Linked DNA regions of Homo sapiens: region 1 is linked to region 2. Evidence: read pairs that join two places in POLR2A ChIA-PET (ENCODE). Cell type or tissue: endothelial cell of umbilical vein. All regions are shown on one strand. Links, peaks and the distances in the headings refer to the core of each region. The heading gives the core; the rest is flanking DNA.

What was found. ChIA-PET counts read pairs that join two places held together with the same protein. Peaks named below come from ENCODE experiments on the same cell type or tissue, not always from the same donor. Only the 100,000 strongest peaks of a DNase experiment are listed, where the experiment ranks them.
Region 1: POLR2A ChIA-PET joins it to region 2 with 8 read pairs; 3 of 35 experiments call an interaction of 5 or more read pairs at or near these places.

The regions. Positions count from the first base shown.
Region 1 is chr7:106,096,710-106,106,683 of GRCh38, reverse strand. It overlaps SYPL1 (synaptophysin like 1), which reads left to right. Exons shown (of 5, transcript NM_182715.4): 2 at 7,402-7,526; 3 at 8,787-8,994. Among named protein-coding and RNA genes, the nearest start is that of SYPL1, 11 kb to the left of the region's middle. In endothelial cell of umbilical vein, for the core only: no CTCF peak of the experiment used is centred there; DNase peaks (open chromatin) are centred at 1,573 and 5,623.
Region 2 is chr7:105,483,398-105,493,371 of GRCh38, reverse strand. It overlaps PUS7 (pseudouridine synthase 7), which reads left to right. Exons shown (of 16, transcript NM_019042.5): 7 at 1,755-1,832. Among named protein-coding and RNA genes, the nearest start is that of PUS7, 34 kb to the left of the region's middle. In endothelial cell of umbilical vein, for the core only: CTCF peaks have their summits at 5,002 and 5,204 (motif pointing right); a DNase peak (open chromatin) is centred at 5,351; H3K27ac peaks cover 3,914 bases.

The sequences.
Region 1 (9,974 bases), core at 656-8,655, 610 kb before region 2:
TTATAGAGACAGAGTCCCACCATGTCACCCAGGCCAGTCTCGAACCCCTGGGCTCAAACGATCACCTGCCTTGGCCTCCCAAAATGCTGAGATGAACCACTGCACCCAGCCTCCAGAGTCTTTTTTTTTTTTGAGACAGAGTCTTACTCTGTCGCCCAGGCTGGAGTGCAGTGGCATGATCTCGGCTCACTGCAACTTCCGCCTCCCAGGTTCAAGCAATTCTCCTGCCTCAGCCTCCCAAGTAGCTGGGATTACAGGTGCCCACCACCACACCCAGCTAATTTTTTTTGATATTTTTAGTAGAGATGGGGTTTCACCATGTTGGCCAGGCTGGTTTCGAACACCTGACCTCAGGTGATCCACCCGGCTCAGCCTCCCAAAGTGCTGGGATTACAGGCATGAGCCACTGTGCCCAGCCTCCAGAGTCTTTTTTGCACTCCTATTAGTGCAAAATTTTATGGACAGAGCCACAATATGCATCTACAACTTAAGATGCATGTTTTACTATGTCAGTTAGTATCTTAAGGTATATTATATACTCAGTGCAAATTTTGTTTATATTTTTAAATCCTTGCTTCAGATACTATTCTGATAATTTTTTATTGTTGTGCCACCGTCTTGTGATCTGATTAAGTAGTCTGTTTTTACCTTGTAATATGGCTGTTGATTGTAATCATAGAGTAGTATGAATGCTTCCATTTTCTCTTTTATACATGAGTGTGTGTGTTACCAATCTATTTCTTTGAAGACATTTTAAAGCCATGGGTCAATTTTGTGAAGGTTGATTTGGTTAAAACTAGACAAATTATTCCATAAATCCAGGCCCACTCACATTGTAATGCATGAACACTAAAAGTGAAAGAATAGATGAGGTTATCACTGTCTGTCCTTCCATGTATGAGATTCCCCTTACCTTCAGGATACCCAGCATGCTGTACTGACATGTGACCTTCTGATGTGCATGCCCAGCATGGGTTTCAGTGGTATATTAATTGCAATAAAGCTTCAATTCCTTATTTAAGTCTGAAAGTAGATCTAAATAGAAGTTTACATATTTTCTTCTGGTACTCCAGTCTACTTTGGAGACTAGTGCTCTGGAAAACCAGGCTGTACTATTCACCCTGAGGTTACAATTCTCTGAATAAGATCTGCCATGGTGGTCATCTAGTATGGGTCTGGTGGGCAGAGAAGTAAGTGGGACTGTTTCTCTGGATACTTGGGGCTGTATGTGAACATGTAACTTTTCTGACTAAACAGAAGCTTGCTGTCACCCCGCCCCTGGATTCTTACTAGTCACTGTGCAGATAGAATTCCATGTCAGTAGTTTCAGTCATTCTTCATGGGGTAGGAGTATATGGGAAAATAAGTTTCAAAAGTGGCCAGAAAATATAAATCAGAACACCAGTACTCCTTCATTTTAGACTAGGGTTGGAAACTGAAATGGTCATAGGAACCACCCTCTAAAGTAAATGAGTGAAGCAAGATGTTTGGAAGAAAAAGAATAGTATGTCATTGATTACTTACTGGCAACTAACACACATCCTGAGGGCTGTTAAGACAATGGAGAAGCGGATAACCTGGAAAGCACATACTCTGCCATAAGTGACATCTGTCACTCAGTTCTCTCTGATTGTTGCTTTATGAGAATGTAGGTCTGATGTTGCCATTCTTCAGCTTTCCCATACACACTCAGGAAAAGCAGGAAATCCAAATTTTTATGTGTAATACCCTGATATTAAAACAATGACAACAAATTCACATTTTTTTGTAATACTGGAAAGGCCACACAAATATATTTGCAGGCCGGGTTTTACCAACAGGCTGCCAGTATATAACTTCCAGTCTAGATCAAAATAGCAGTAGAATATAGGGAGAAGTGAGATAGTTGGATATTTTGCCCTCATAATTTTGTACTTTGTTTAATATAAAATATGTGCTTTTGTCCCTTCTTTCTATAAGATAAAGACCAGAATTGCTGTCATGATATTTATCTATCCTTATAACAAAAAGCTTTAAAATAATAATTATGTAAGATTCAAAATATGGTTTTATTTATAAGTTATTGGAAATTATTTTTTCCTTAATTAAGTAGTTATTTAGTGAGCATCTGCTATGTGCCAGGTTTTCTGCTAGTCACTGAAAATCCTAAACAAAACCAGGTGCAAAGACATGACAGTCTGGCAAAGGAGCAGTAGAAGTGATAGTCTTGAAAGCAACAAGCTGTAGTGCAGTATGCCATTTATTTGCTACTTGTTATATTAGGAAATTCATTTTTCCATTTAATTTTTTTATTTTATTTTATTTTTAAGACAGGGTCTCACTGTGTTGCCCAAGCTGGTATTGAACTTCTGGGCTCAAACAATCCTCCTGCCACGGCCTCCCAAAGTGTTGGAATTACAGGCATAAGCCACTGCACCCGGCCCCATTTTATTTTTTAGAAAGCAAGTTACACAAGAAAAATGCCTATAGTAGAGTTCATATATAATAGAGTTAATGTCTATGATAGCTCAAGAGAAGAATCATGAGTTCTACCACAGGGAATTGGGTAGGGCCTTAAAAGATGAGCTAATCAGAGACAGGGCATTCCCAGAAGAAGAAGCATATACATTTAAGACATAAATACATGGTATGTTTCAGGAACAGTAAGCAGTATAATGTGACAGAATCATACAGTACCTGGCAGTGAATAGACTGCAGATAAATCTATCTAGAAAGATAAAGTTGAGGATCGATCAGCCATGCCTTTTATGCCAAATTAAGAAGTTGGAGCATTTTTTGTTTAATTTAGGTTGAAAAACAATTGAGGAAATTCCTTTAAATGGGAAGGACATGATCAGATTTTTATTTCAGATCAGTTTGGCATCATTCTAAACTAGCTCTGTCCAGTACAAAAAAATACAATGGGAAGCAAAAATGCAAACCACATAGTAATTTTCAGTGTTCTATTAACCACACTAAAATAAGAGGAAACAGGTGAAATTAATTTTAACAATATATTTTACTTAACCCAATCTATCCAGATTATTGTTTGAACAAGTCGTCAATATAAAAATTAATGAAGTATTTCACATCTTTTTCATAGTAAATCTTCAAAATCTAGTGTGTATTTTGCAGTTGGAGTATATATCAATTTAGATTAGTGACATGTAAAGTGTTCAAGACTCACAAGTAGCATTACTGGGTACTGCAGCTATAGTGCCCACATTATAGAAGATGAGTATCAATTGGAATGAAATTGGAAATGTGAGAAAGAGTCTGCTGGGTTAGTCCCAATGAAAAATGGTGAGGGCCTGAACAAAAATAGTGGCAGGTGTAATGTAGGCAGGTAAACAGAGCTTTTTAAAAAATGGTTTTATAGTCTAGGTAGTCATATGCAACATGGTTTTTATTTTGTTTTTGTTTTAACTCAGCATTGGATTTCTATGATTCATCTATGTTGATGTAGGCAGTTGTAATTCTTATATCTTTTTTGCCGTATAACTTCCCAGTGTAAGAATATACTATGGTATTTTATCCATTTCCCTGTTGCTTTTCCCCTCCCCATTTTTCATGAACATTCTTATATGTCTCTTAGTACGTGTGAGCAAGGGTTTCTCTTAGATCTATATACTAGTAAATCCTTTGTGACATTATGTTTATTATAAATATGTTCATCTAATTGGTAGCTTGTTTTACATTCAACAGCTGACTTGATTAAGATTTTTTTTCTGTAGTTGAATTTAACAATCTTTTATGGTTCTTTTTTACAAAAAAAAATCTTAAATTCTCCCTTTTCATGTGGTCACAGGTTTTCTTTTATATTGTCTTCACATTTTTTAAAGACTTTTTACTTTTGTGTGCAGCTCATCTGGACCATTTACTGAACAGCTCTTCCTTGTATTAGTTATCTATTGCTGTATAACAAATTACGCCGAGCTTAGCAGTTTAAAACAAAGGTCTGTTGACTTTTATTAAGTGAGATAATAAACCTCACCCATTCTTCTGTGGGTCAGGAATCTGGGAGCAGCTTAGCTATGTGGTTTGGGCATAGGGTCTCCCATAAGGTTGCAGTCAAGCTGTTGGCTGGGGTTGCTGTTATCTCAAGGCCTCCAGCTTATTCTCATGACTGTTGACAAACCTCAGAGGATCCCCTTCCAAGCTCAGTCATGTGGTTACTGGCAGTCCTCAATTCCACACCATGTGAGTTTATAAAAGTTGCCTGAGTATCCTCCCAACATGGCCACTGGCTTCCCCCGGAGAATGAGAAAGTTCGAGAGAGTGAGAAAGGAAGACAGAAGTTGCAATCTTTGGCCGGGCGTTGTGGTTCAAGCCTGTAATCCCAGCACTTTGGGAGGCCAAGGCGGGTGGATCACCGGAGGTCAGGAGCTCGAGACTGGCCTTACCAACATGGTGAAACCCCGTCTCTACCGAAAATACAAAAATTAGCCGGGCATGGTGGCAGGCACCTGTAATTACCCCTGCTACTCAGGAGGCTGAGGAAGGAGAATTCCTTGAATCTGGGAGGTGGAGGTTGCAGTGAGCCAAGATTGCACCATTGCACTCCAGCCTGGGTGACAGAGCGAGACTGTGTCTCAAAAAAAAAAAAAAGTTGTAATCTTTTTATAACTGAGTCTCAGAAAAGACATCCCATTTCTTCTACAGTACCATATTCTATTCTGTAGAAGCAAGTCACTACATTTAGTTGACACTCAAGGGAAGGGAAATCAGGCTCCATCTCTTGATGGGAGTTGTATCAAAGAGTTTGTGGGCATATCTTTAAAACCACCACATTCCTTTCCTCCGTGATCTACAAATCAACTCTGTTAGATACAATTTGTCTTATACACACTAGTCTATTCCTGGCCTTTTTATTCTGCTCCATTGGTTCAATTTGTGTATCTCATTTCTTTTCTTTTTTTTTTTTTTTAATTTAAACGTGGGTATATGCTCAGGACTCATTTTCTGGCCTTTTCACTCTGTGTATTCATGCATATTTATTCTGAGAGAGTATTGATTCTTCCATCTTTACCTTCTTTTTTAACATAAAACATTATTTAGTACAAATAATGAAAAATGATTTCATGACACATTTTCCAAGGAAAGTTACTTTTACATATTTTGAAATCCTGTAAAAACTGGGGATCACCTCTTAACAGTTAAGACCCCAAACTATGTGCTGGACATTACCTCAGACTCTTCCTATCTGTAACCAGATTCTTTTCATGTATCTTTTTTGTGGGGGGGGGGGGGGGGGGGGGGGGGGGGGCGGATGGGAAAAAACAAACCCTTGACAATTACTATAATGTGGATTATGGCCTACAAGATTCAAGGCCCTGGAATAATCCATGGGAAGCATTATGTCAAGTGTTCCACAGTGAATATTTGATATCAAATCTGCATTGAATATTATCTACTACCAGTTGCTGAGTGTGTGTGACCTTGAACAAAACGAAGCCCCTGACCTCTTCAAGTTTCTATTCTAGGGAAAGACAGACAAATTAAGTACTGTGTCAAGCAGTGGTAATTAGAACAGAGCAGAAATAGAGTAGAGGGAATAGGTAGTGCGGGGTAGGAGTGCTGTTATTTGATATAGTGTGGTGAGGGGAAGGTCTCTCTGAGAAGGTCATACTGGAACAGGAAGCTATGGAAGTGAGGGAGTGAAGCATGTATTCCAGGCAGAGGAAATAGCCAGTGCAAAGGTCCTGAAGGAAGAGTTTATCCCGTGTCATTAAAGGTATCGCATGGAAAGCAGTTTGTGTATACAGATTAGGTAAAGGAAAAAGTAGCAACATGAGGTCAGAAATATAAGGGAAGAAAGGATCTTGCAGGCCTTTATATGAACTTTGGTTTTTATTCATAGAGAGCTCAAAAGCCATTGGAGGGTTTTGAGCAAAGGATAACATTTTCTGCCTTACATTTTTAAAAGATTGTCTTGGCTGTTGTGTTGATAACAGACTGAAGCTGGGGCAAGGGCAGAAGCAGAGAGATCATTTAGAAGGCTGTTAGTGCAAAATTCAGGCAAAAGGTGATGGTAGTTCAGATCAGGAGGCAGTACAAGTGGTCAGATTGCAAATGTATTTTGAAAATAGAGCCATCACCACTTGCTGAAAGATTGAGCTCCTGGACTTTAACAGCGCATCTGGAATTTTTTGCTTACTTGTGTTGTTTTGTAGAAAATTCACAAGTACAAAAATAAAAAGGAATTATTTATCTTCCTTTGAGAGGTGACCAGTGTTAAAATTTTGATGCATAACCTTTCTAGTTTTTGTTGTTTAAATCTACTTTGTATGTAATGAACACTTTCTATGTTGTTAATCTCCAACATTCTATGTTGTTAATTTCCAACAGCTATATAATGTTTCATTGCATGAATGAATGAATGGATGAATTATAGTTTGATTCCCTGTCAACATTTAGGTTGCTTCTAGGTTTTTTGTGTTTTAGATGGTATTTGAGAGAACACCATTCATTTTTTTAAGCATATACATGATTAGGAAAATAAGTTTCCAACAACTTTTTGAGACCTGGAAATACCCACAAGGGAGGTTTAACAGGCTCATGAAATAGTGTCTCTTCTCTGCTGACAACCTCTTGGCTTTACAAATTACTGGTAACTTGTGTTCCAAATAAAAATACCTCCAATTCACCCCTTTTGATTTTATACTAATAAATGAGTCTCCCTCTATATTTCATACTAATACTTAGTGGATACACTAAAGTATGAGCAAATGAATTGTCATATGGGCTGGTACATTTATTTCTATATTATACTCCGGGGAAAATAAAATCACATTTGTCGAGGTTTGCAAATGAATGTTTTAATGTCTTTCACCATCTTAGTTTGTGTTTAAGAATTTCTAGAATGTAGCCAGGCATGGTGGCACACTCCTTAGTCCCAGCTACTTGGGAGGATCACTTGAGAGTTCAGGGCTGCAGTAAGCTATGATTGTGCCACTACACTTGAGTCTATACAACAGAGTGAGACTCATCTCTTTAAAAAAGGGTAGTGGGGGCTGGGCACAGTGACTCACACCTGTAATCCCAGCATTTTGGGAGGCCAAGATGGGAGGATTGCTTGAGTTCAGGAGTTCAAGCCCAATCTGAGCAACATAGCGAGGCCTCATCTCTACTAAAATTCAAAGAAAAATTAGCCAGGTGTGGTGATGCACACCTGTGATCCAGCTGCTTGGGGGACTGAGGTGGGAGGATCACTTGAGCCTGGGAGGCCAAGGCTGCAGTGAGCCCTGATCGTGCCAGTGTACTCCAGTCTGGGCGACAGAAACCCTGTCTCAAAAAAAGAATTTCTAGAATGTTAGCCAATTTTTAATAATCAGTGTGCTTACAGTTTTAGTGACCCTTGTTTTGGTTGTAGTATTGCTTATCTTTTTTTTCTTTTGTCTTTTTTCATCTTACTTTGTGTAGATTGCTTCTATCTTTGCTTTTGCCACCTGTGGAGGTTTTAAGGGCCAAACAGAAATTCAAGTGAATTGTCCTCCTGCAGTTACTGAGAATAAAACTGTTACAGCTACTTTTGGTTATCCATTCAGGTGAGTTATATTTATTTTAATGGTTTCACAACTCTTTTTACTTTCACAGTGAGTCATTAAGATTTCCAGCAATTTATTGATTGTGGGGGGTAGAAAATTTTAGACTGTATGCTCATTTGTAAGTGATCATTACCTCCCAAACTGTGGTACACAGACCCATGCCTGTCTAAAAACATCTCCTGATCTGTGACAAAATAGTACAGAAAGTGAGAGTAAGCATTTAGAAACTTTTATAACAATGTGATGTTGCCTTGATAATTTTATTCTAACAGAGGATTGGAAATGTAAAAATAAAGCAAACTAGAGATTGTTCTATCACCTTAGTATAAGAAGCCCTAATGTAGAAGGAAACATAACTTAGAAAAATCCAGATTCTCAGTGTTTTTTGTAATTGCTGAATATTAATGTCTTTATATAGTTTTAAGACATATGTATATAAAGAGATTCCATATTTCATTCATTAGCATAAAGCCACACTTTCTTAAAGTAAAATGAGTATTTCATCTGTGAAGTCTTGTTTGACATCAGTATCCATTGAAAAGTTTATTGAATATGTCCTGTGTTTAAGCCAGGGTGGGAATCTTCTTTCACTTACTAATTTTACTTACTTCACCCAAGACTCAATTTTTTGGTCCAGTAATTGGAAGTATTATCTTGTAAGGCTGTTTTGATGATTAAATAAAATCCCCATATTAAAGATAAGTCAGATAATAAGTGGTTAATCATCAAAGCCTCTCTATCTTGTATCCTTTCTCCTAGACACTTCTCACATAAGGGACTGTTACAGCATCTTTAGTGACAAGTTTTTTACAATTTATGGTTGGGAAAAATGAAAGGCAATATTTATTGTTAGCAACTATTGATCCAGGGTTAAAAATGTGAATCATTGTTGTGATTGGCTCTCTTGGGGCTAGTCACACATACTCTGCCACACAGAATGAAATATGATGTCTCAAAGTATAAACCATTTGGTATAATCTCTCCTACCTAATTGTTTACTGCAGGAAGATAGTATCTGGGTATGAAAGTATTTAATTCAGTCTATATTCAATGTATCATAAACTAATACCAGGTATAACATATACATTTATTATGAAAATTTCAGTTTACTTAAATATAATATTTGAATTTTACTTTTTTCCCCAAAGGAATGTTTTTAATATATTTGGGGAGTATTTTTTGAAGTGTCACTCATTGTTTTGCTTAAATGTTTCTGTCTCTGTTGGGAAAGTCCAATAATTCATACATTTATTTTAATAGGTTGAATGAGGCATCATTTCAGCCACCTCCAGGTGTAAACATATGTGATGTAAATTGGAAAGATTACGTCCTCATAGGCGATTACTCTTCTTCTGCACAATTCTATGTTACCTTTGCAGTCTTTGTGTTCCTGTACTGCATTGCTGCCCTTCTGCTTTATGTTGGCTACACGAGTCTGTATCTGGATAGTCGTAAACTTCCTATGATAGTAAGTAATCACTTTATTTTTTAAATACAAAAATAATTTGTATAAGCTAAATATAGATTTTCTTATACTGGAAATAAAAATTCTTGGTGTAAGCCAGTTCAGCATATTTTAGCCTGTGTTTGCCACGAGGTTGAGCTTTCTCCCATTAAGTTTAACTCAATTTTTTTTAGCCTATTTGCACTATAAGGAAAGTTTATTTCTTTTTTAAATCTATTTTAACTTGGAAAAAACTCAGATATGTAATAAAGCACATCAGGTTACAAATAGCAAAAAAATTAAGTCGAAATTCTTTTAATTTGAAGAATTACTTATCACAACATAGTCTCATAACTCTTTCTGCTTCTTACTTTTTTTCTTTCTCTAAAGGCCCACTTTATACTTCTACAAAACTTATTGAGTTTAATTATATCATGGGTTCACAAACTATGTCCCAGAGGTCACTGTCTTATTTTTTATTTTTACTTCTTTATTTATATATTTACTTTTTGAGACAAGGTCTCGCTTTGTCGCCCAGGCAGGAGGGCAGTAGCACCATCTTGGCTTGCTGCAGCCTCAACCTCCTGGGCTCAAATGATCCTCCTGAGTAGCTGGGACTACAGTCACAAGCCACCATACTCAGTTACTTTTTGTGTATTTTTGTAAAGACGAAGTTTTACCATGTTGCCCAGGCTGGTCTCAAACTCCTGGGCTCAAGTGATCTGCCTGCCTTGGCCTCCCAAAGTGCTGGGGGTTATAGGTGTGGCCAGGAGCCTGGCCTTGTTTTTTTAAATAAAGGTTTTTTTTGGAACTCAGCCATACACAATCATTTACACATTGCCTATGGCTGCTTTCACACTGCAATGGTAAAGTTGAGTAGTTGTAACAGAGATAAAAAATAGTTGCTATTTGGCCCTTTTCAAAAGAAGTTTGTTGATTCCTGGTCTATGTCCCTAAACTCCTTAATTTAAAATCAGACCCAGGTAATTCTTATACTCAGCATT
Region 2 (9,974 bases), core at 1,400-9,399:
GATCGGGAGTTGAGGATTGCTCAGGATTTAAGAAATCCTTCCTGGCTTTTTCCTTCTCATATGGAACGGTTAAGTTTATAAAATACTTCTTAGTTAACTAGGTTACTTATTATCTTCATATCAAAACTATTCAGATCCCAGTTTTAGCATTTCATTTGGCTTTTTTCATTTTTTAATACAAAGCAATAGCAGCATGGAAAATTCACACAATAACTTTTTAAAAACTGAAGATAAATTTTCATAGTGGTACATTATATCTCTAGAATGCATTTTTCTTTGCTTTCACTGTCTTATGTAATGTAATGAATTGTAGATGATGGATAGGAAGTGCATTGTTGCCTTTTTTGTTGCTGGCTAGCCAAGTCTTTGAACAACATCAGTTATTTACTAATAGCCACAAATGTTTACACTGCTAAGAAAGGAATTATTGACTGGGCGCAGTGGCTCACCCCTGTAATCCTAGCACTTTGGGAGGCCGAGGCGGGTGGATCACCTGAGGTCGAGCATTCAAGACCAGCCTGGCCAACATGGCGAAACCCCATCTCTATTAAAAATACAAAAAATCGGCCGGGCGCGGTGGCTCACGCCTGTAATCCCAGCACTTTGGGAGGCCGAGGCGGGCGGATCACGAGGTCAGGAGATCGAGACCATCCCGGCTAAAAAACGGTGAAACCCCGTCTCTACTAAAAATACAAAAAATTAGCCGGGCGTAGTGGCGGGCGCCTGTAGTCCCAGCTACTTGGGAGGCTGAGGCAGGAGAATGGCGTGAACCCGGGAGGCGGAGCTTGCAGTGAGCCGAGATCCCGCCACTGCACTCCAGCCTGGGCGACAGAGCGAGACTCTGTCTCAAAAAAAAAAAAAAAAAAAAAAATACAAAAAATCAGCCAGATGTGGTGGTGCATGCCTGTAATCCCAGCTACTTGGGAGGCTGAAGCAGGAGAATTGCTTGAACCCAGGAGGCAGAGGTTGCAGTGAGCCAAGATTGTGCCGCTGCACTCCAGCCTGGGTGACAGAGAGAGACTCCGTCTCAAAAAAAAAAGCGAAGAATTATTTGGCCATCATTTACCTTTTTTGTTTTTTTTTAAAGAGAGCAGGTCTTACTACGTCACCCAGGCAGGAGTGTAGTGTGCAGTGGCTGTTCACAGGCACCATCATAGCGCACTGTAGCCTCCAACTCCTGAGCGCAGACAGTCCTCCTGCCTCAGGCCTCCCCAGTAACTGGGACTGTAGGTGCATGCCACCACACCTGGCTATCATTTACTTTTCTAGCTTGCATATGAATTTATGTTGTTTTAGTAGATTTTTTTTTTTTTTTTTTTGAGACGGAGTCTCTGTGGCCCAGGCTGGAGTGCAGCAGAGTGGTCTCAGCTCACTGCAACCTCAGCCTCCTGAGTTCAAGCAATTCCCCTGTCTCAGCCTTCCAAGTAGCTGGGACTACAGTCACACACTACCACGCCCAGCTAATTTTTGTATTTTTAGTACAGATGGGGTTTCACCATATTGGTTAGGCTGGTCTTGAACTCCTGACCTCAGGTGATCCACCTGTCTTGGCCTCCCAAGTGCTGGGATTACAGACCATGAGCCACTGCGCCCAGCCTCCCTGGATTCATGTTAAAATAAAGTTTCTCCTCATTCTTCTCTTACTGTGTTATGATTGTAAGTATGTTTATATTAAAACTTAAATTATGAGAATTAGGATTTCCTTATAATATTACAGTATGTGACTTCAGATGATCTTGTTTCTCTCTTACCAGAGTCAAGCCAAATATATTCTCCTACATGGGAACCAAAGATAAAAGGGCTATAACAGTTCAAGAAATTGCTGTTCTCAAGTAAGTAGAGAGCACGTAACAGGATTTATACTGTAAATATCCTGGCACTGCTTTTCAGAATTCTCAAATTTACTTTGGGGGTTTCTCTCTCAGCTTTAGATGGTGCTTCTGCCTATTTAAAAATTACTTTTCATTCTGTTTTTTTCTTCTTCTTATCTATGAAACGTGTATTATTTGTGTAATTTTTAAAGATTTTTTTGGTAAAGCCAAGAGAATAATGCTTCTTTCTCTCTTTTGTTCATTCATTGTTAAATATGTTATTTAAAATTACAACATAGTGAACATGCTGTTTTGTTGTACACCCGAGAGCTACAGATAAAAGCAATAGTCTGTGTTTTTGAAGCAATTATAATTAGTGGAATAGACGGACATGTAAATCAGAACTTCTCCTGCAGTGAGATAAATACTGAAATAGAGATATACTTTGGATGTTAATGTATGCCTGTCAACAAGCATGGGAGTTGATGTGGAGGGAACACAGGAAAGCTTTCATAGAAAATGGGATGCTGAGTTTTAATTTAGTTCAAGGCTTCTCAACCTCTCCACTGTTGCCCTTCGGGGCTGGATAATTCTTTGTTGTAGGGACTGTCCTGTGCGTTGCAGGATGTTTTGCAGCATCCCTAGTCTCTACCCACTATGTAGCAGTAGCAACTCCTTGCCCAGTTATGATAGCAAAGAATGTCTCTAGGCATTGTCAGATATTCCCTGAGGCCAGAATTGCCCCCGATTGGGAACCACTGGTCTAGATTCTAGAAGGATGAGTAGAGATTTCCTGGGGCTGGGTAGGATTTAGGATTGTTTTTTCCAAACCAAAAAAGCAGGTTAAGAAAAGACGTTGGAAAGCATATTTGGTACCTGGCATGTACTTTAGTTTTTGAGGAGCATAGCGAGAAATAAGGATCTAGGAGTTAGGCAGGATGTAGATCCTGAAGGGCCTGTTAGGTCAGGTTGAGGGTCTTTGCCTCAACCTTAATCTAAATGGGGATTGGTGTATAGAGGCTGGATTATGGATCGCCGGTGGAGCAAGACATGCAAAACTAGAGACCAGGGCTATTGACGTATTCTGGGGAGGGAGAATAAGGGTCTGAACCCAGTTAGTCACAGTGAAGGTAAAAGAGAAAGGATGAATTTAATAGCTGTACTGTGTCAGACACATTTAGGCTGTCTTATTAGTATACCTCCAGAGGCAAGGAATGGTGGGAGAGAGAAATAACATAGGGGCAAGGAAACTTCTGGGGGTGATGGATGCATTGTCTTTAATATGGTAATGGTTTCATGGGCTTATACACATGTCAAAACTTGTACATTTTAAATGTGTACAGTGTATGTCAGTCATACTGCAATTAAAAATAAAGTACGCTATGTTTGCTACCTCTACTTAAATACATGTATTTATTTTGGTTTCTCGGATTTTTTTTTTTTTTTTTTAGTCTTGCTGTGTCACCCAGGCTAGAGTGCAATGGTGGGATCTTGGCTTACTGCAACTTCCACCTCCCTGGTTCAAGTGATTCTCCTGCCTCAGCCTCCCAAGTAGCTGGGATTACAGGCATACACCAGTGCACCTGGCTAATTTTTATATTTTAAGTAGAGATGGAGTTTCGCCATGTTGGCCAGGCTGGTCTTGAACTCCTGACCTCAGGTGATCCACCCACCTCAGCATCCCACAGTGTTGGGATTACAGGCATCAGCCACCACGCCCAGCCCATATATTTATTTTGAATTTCCTCATCTTTTTATAAAGAATTTATGGTGGTATCTCCTCTTTACCCCATAATCCCCTACAATTGGGCTTCTTTCCCACTACTTTTCTGATTCCCCTGAAATAATGTAGTTGTTGAACCGGTTGTATCGTAATGTTTATTCCAGTTCTTTTTCTTCCTTGACCTTGAGACAGTGGCATGATGTCATAAAAGCAGTCATCTCACCATTGCTTTTACTGGTGGTGTGTACAAATATTGAAGCATTTGAAAGAGAGCAGGAGTAAATACATGAAGATGATGGTGTTCCTATCTGGTGGCCTGGTTTCATTTTCTCGCTGTGGCATATAGAATGTGGAGTCATTTGCTCAGAGTGAAGGGGCAGGAGTGGGTAAGGGAGCTTGAAAGAGAGTGGAGATTTGAAATAACCTTTGTGGGTAATGGACCAGGGACTCCCCAGAAACTCAGAAGAATGGGGGTAGGGGGACAGGGGTTTGAAGGCTCAGGCTTTCTCATCCTCTGTGGATAGAGGTCACAACAGAAGGTTTTTGCCTTGTTTTTGGTATCTAAAATACCTAGTCACCTCCTGTGATTTCTAGCTGGCTCTGTGAATTTTGTTTCTGATTAAAAAAAAAAAGTCAGTTTATTTTGTTTCTTTTTCTTTTCTTTCTTTCTTTTTTTTTTTTTTTTTTTTTGAGATGGAGTTTCGCTCTGTTGCCCACGCTGGAGTGCAGTAGTGGGATCTCACCTCACTGCAAGCTCCGCCTCCTGGGTTCACGCCATTCTCCTGCCTCAGCGTCCTGAGTAGCTGGGACTACAGGCGCCCGCCACCATGCCCAGCTAATTTCTTGTATTTTTAGTAGAGATGGGGTTTCACCATGTTAGCCAGGATGGTCTCGATCTCCTGACCTCGTGATCCACCCGTCTTGGCCTCCCAAAGTGCTGGGATTACAGGCGTGAGCCACTGGGCTCTGCCTATTTTGTTTTCAACACAGAAAGAACTAGGTAGAAAATGAAAGGCCTGCCATAACTGTACTTCTTCCGAGATCACCTTATTCACAACATGGTATATATTTTTTGAGGGACTTTTTTTCCTTTTTAAACAGCAATACTTATGTATTCTTATTTTGAACAATAGATGGTGTACCTTATTTCCTGTAGGTATATAGCAAAATATGTTTGAATGTATGGATATATCCTAATTTAAACTATTACTCTATTTTTGAATGTTACATTGTTTCTCGTTTCTTGCTGTTATAACCCAGTCCATGACAGACGTATTTGTAGCTAAATCTTGGCACACATCTGTGATAACTTCATTAAGATAAACTTAGCAGTGAAATTACTGACTTAAAGGGAATATGACATTTTAATGTGGTTTGTCTTTTTTCTTTCCATCTGCTGGTCAAAACACAGAGAAATTCTCTCTCTCTTTTTTTTTAATAGCAAAGCCTAATTATCCTGCAAAAAAGTGGTACCAATTTACCACCTTTATTCTGGTTCCCTAGAATCTTCCTCAGCATGGTGTTATGATGGGGACAGGGAGTCATTTGCTAATTTGAGGGTCAAAAAATGGCATCTTGTTATTTTATTTTGCGTTTTCTGATGTGAAGTCTTAGAATAGTTGAAGACCAAGAATATTTCTTTTTTTTCTTGGTCAGCCAGCAGATGTCACACTTCATCAGGACACTGCTCTGTCCTCAGATTTTTGCTGCCTTTATCATCTTCCTGTTGACTTAGTAAGAAACTGTGTTAGACACCTAAATGTTGGCCCTCTGAAAGCACACAGCACTTATCTCACGGATACAGGCTACACCCTTAGTTTGTTTAATGGATACATGGGGCCAGGCAGATTGGCCTTTCCCGTGGGAACTTGTGAACAGGAGAAACCCACTCTGCCACACAGGCATTTGAATGACTGCTGGATTGATCGGTCCTGGGGATAAGCAGCACGTCTTTTCAGCTTCATGAAACTCTAAAGCCACCTAGTAATTTTAACAGGGTCTCAGGCAGGAACAGTCTCATTCAGAATGATTTGTTTCTTTTCCTGCCTGTTCCTGCCAGTCTCCTTTCTGAACTTGGGCCAGTATTTCCCTGGCTTTGTTAATTAAGGTTTTCTGTGCATCATGTTGCTTAATTGGTTCCTGATGTTTAAAAGCAAGATTTTTATATTCCCTAGTTACTCACTGAATTTGCTGTAAATTTACAACCAAAGACCTTGATCTGGGATCATCATAATTAAAACTGTGAATAGTATCATGAAGACATTGTCAGCTTCATTCCATTTCTCAGGGAGCACCCATACCAACCAGAACTGAGTATAGTTCTTGCTTTTTGCTGTGCCAGTGGAATTTAGAGATGGATGTCTATCGTATATTCAAGAATTGATACTACTATTCGGCCACAAAAAAGAATGAAACAAAATACTGATATATACTTAAAACATGGATAAACCTTAAAAACATTCCACTAAGAAGTCAGGCGCACAAGGCCAGATATTGTATGATTCTGTTTATATGATGTGTCTGAAATAGGAAAATCTATAGAGGCAGAAAGTAGATTAATGGTTGCCGAGGTCTGCAGGGAGAGGAAACGGGAGTGACTGCTGAATAGGTACAGGGTTTCTTTTTCAGGTGATGGAAACGTTCTTGAAGTATATAGTGGTGATGGTTTCACATTGTTGTGAATATACTAAAAATCACTGGCATGTACACTTTATAACAGTTAAAATGGTGAATTATACATGTGTATATATATATTTATTTATTTTATTTTATTTTTTGATACAGGGTCTCGTTCTGTTATCCAGGCTGGAGTACAAGTGGCACAATCTCGGCTCACTGCAACCTCAGCCTCTGAGGTTCAAGTAATCCTCCTGCCTTAGCCTCCCGAGTAGCTGGGATTACAGGTGTGCACCACCATGCCCTGCCAATTTTTGTATTTTTAGTAGACACGGGGTTTCACCAGGATGGCCAGGCTGGTCTCGAACTCCTCATCTCAAGCAATTCAGCCACTTTGGCCTCCCAAAGTGCTGGGATTACAGGCGTGAGCCACCATGCCCAGCCTTGTGAATTTTATATTATGTTAACTTTATCTCAACTTAAAAAAAAAAAGGACAGAACTATCAGGCACTTCTGTGGCACCATCAGGAAGCAGTCTCCGGAACACTCTCTCTAGGACAGCTCCTGACCCTGAATTGTTCTGTCAGTTTCTACAGCAGTAGTTCCTGGCTGAAGAGGAGTTTTGTCCCCCGTTCCTCACTCTGTTCATACTGATCCTCCGCTTCTAGATTCCTTGGGATACAATCCCTGGGTTAATTCGTGCTCTTGGGTTCTACCATTGCTCCCATACATAGTCCAGGAATTCAAGGTTACAGTGAGCTATGATTGCACCACTGCACTCCAACCTGGGTGGCAGAGCAATTCCTTGTCTCTAAAAAAGGAAGAAAAAGTTATATAAGATAAGAAAATATACAAAAATCAATATGTACAGCTGGGTGCGGTGGCTCACGCCTGTAATCCCAGCACTTTGGGAGGCTAAGGCGGGCAGATTACTTGAGGTCAGGAGTTCCAGACCAGCCTTGCCAACATGGTGAAACCCCGTCTCTGCTAAAATTACAAAAATTAGCTGGGCTTGGTGGCAGGCGTCTGTAATCCCAGCTACTTGAGAGGCTGGGGGCAGAAGAATTGCTTGAACCCAAGAGGCAGAGGTTGCAGTAAGCCTAGATCACACTAGTGCACTCCACTCCAGCCTGAGTGACAGAGCAACACTCTGTCTCAAAAACAAAACAAAACAAAAAAAAAAAAGAAAGAAAAATAAATATAGCACCTGGATAGGTGCAGTGGCTCACGCCGGTAATCCCAGCACTTTCGGAGGCCAGGGTGGGCAGGCATGGTGGTGCATGCCGGTAGTCCCAGCTTCTCAGGAGGCTAAGGCTGGAGACTTTGTAAGCCCACGAAGCAGAGGTTGCAGTAAGCTTAGATCGCACCACTGCACTCCAACCTGGGCGACAGAGACTCTGTCTCAAAAACAAAAAAGAGATATAGCACTTAAAGCAATTTCATACTGGAACATGACTAGGTAGAATAGAGTAATCCTAGACCCAGATACATCCAAGGATTTAGTACGTATTCAAAGTATCATTTAAGATAAGTGGAGAAAATAATGGTTGATTCAAAAAATAATGGTTGATTCAAAAAATGTTGGATAACTGAGTAACCATCTAAAAAACCATTTAAGTGTGGCTCCCCTACCTCATTTCCCTTTGCTAAATAAATTCCAGGTGGATCATAAATTTGAACATTAAAATGCAACTTTAAAAGGACTCTACTTAGGCCGAGCAAGGTGGCTCATGCCTGTAATCCCAGCACTTTGGGAGGCTAGGGCGGGCAGATCACCTGAGGTCAGGAGTTCAAGACCAGCCATGACCAACATGGAGAAACCCTGTCTCTACTAAAAATACAAAATTAGCCGGGCATGGTGCCGCATGCCTGTAATCCCAGCTACTCGGGAGGCCGAGGCAGGAGAATCGGTTGAACCCGGGAAGCGGAGGTTGCAGTGAGCCAAGATCGCGCCATTGCGCTCCAGCCTGGGCAAAGAGCAAAACTCCATCTCAAAAAACAACGACGACAACAACAACAAAAAACAGTACTCTACTTACATTTGAGATTAAAAAAAAAAGAATCTCTGACCAGGTGTGGTGGCTGACCCCTGTAATCCCAGCACTTTGTGGGGCTGAGGCGGGAAGATCACTTGAGTTTGAGACCAGCCTGGCCAACCTGGTGAAACCCCATCTCTGCTAAAAATATAAAAATTGGCCAGGCATGGTGGTGTGTGCCTGTAGCCCCAGCTACTCAGGAAGCCAGGGCAGGATAATTCCTTGATTTCAGGAGCCAGAGGTGGCAGTGAGCTGAGATCATGCCACTGCACTCCAGCCTGGGCGACACAGAGCAAGACTCCGTCTTAAAAAAAAAAAAAAAAAAAAAAATCTCTGACTGGTGACATCCTAAGTATGAGTTAAATCTCAGAGCTTTTTTTTTTTTTGACAGCCAAGCTGGAGTGCAGTGGCACGATCTCAGCTCACTGCAACCTCTGCCTCCCGGGCTCAAGCAATTCTCCTGCCTCAGCCCCCAAGTAGCTGGGATTACAGGCGTGTGCCACCACACCCGGCTAATTTTTGTATTTTTAGTAGAGACGGGGTTTCACCATATTGGCCAGGCTGGTCTCGAATTCCTGACCTCAGGTAATCCGCCCGCCTCGGCCTCCCAAAGTGCTGGGATTACAGGCATGAAGCACCGCGCCCGGTCCCAGAGCTATTTTTTTTTTTTTTTTTAAGAAAAAAAGATTCATGAATTTAACTAAAGTTTCTCCATATAGTTGTTTGTTTTAATTTTAGAGATGGGATCTTGCTGTGTTGGCCAGGCTGGTCTTGAACTCCTGGGCTCAAGCTATCTGCCCATCTAGGCCTCCTAAAGTACTGGGATTACAGGCGTAAACCACTGTGCCTGGCCCCTACATAGTTTTTATTTACAGAAGAATGCCAACAAATATAGAAACACAGTTTCAGTCAACACAGTAATAATCAATTCAGCCAACAATCATGCTTGGGTACCTAAATAATTGGGTAAAGACTTTGGGGGAACAGGATTTTTACACAATTTCAAAAGTATTTCCCCACTGATGACTAATTAAAAGCAAAGACAAAGAGACTCTTAGAGTGTAAAAATCTAGTAAATACTATCCTAATTAAATGATTAAAGTTATTATCATTGTTGGACAAAATCACTGCCTTTTGATGTGATGCATTGAAAAGGGCCATATCACCTCAGTAATATTTCTACCAAAGTGTTTACCTGAGTCTCAGCATGAGGAAACAATCAGATAAATCCACATTGAAAGACGTGTAAAAGCGCTGGCCTGGATTCTTCTAAGGGCCAGATATCATGAAAAACAAGGCTAGACAGATCACTTAGTGGAAACCAAACAGACATCACAGCTGCAATGTGTGATCCTCAATTGGATCCTGGCAGCCTAAAAAACAAAAAGATGGCCAGGTGCACTGGCTCATGGCTGTAATCCCAACACTTTGGGAAGCTGAGGTGGGTGGATCACTTGAGGCCAGGAGATCGAGACCAGCCTGGCCAACATAGTGAAACTCTGTCTCTACTGAAAATACAAAAAAACATAGCCAGGTGTGGTGGCATGTACCTGTATTCTCAGCTACTCGGGAGGCTCAGGCAGAAGAATCTCTTGAACTTATCTCACGCCTGTAATCGCAGCACTGTGCGAGGCCAATGTGGGTGGATCACCTGAGGTCAGGAGTTCAAGACCAGCCTGGCCAACATGGTGAAACCCGTCTCTACTAAAAATATAAAAATTAGCTGGGCACGGTGGCTCATACCTGTAATCTCAGCACTTTGGGAGGCCGAGGCGGGCGGATCACCTG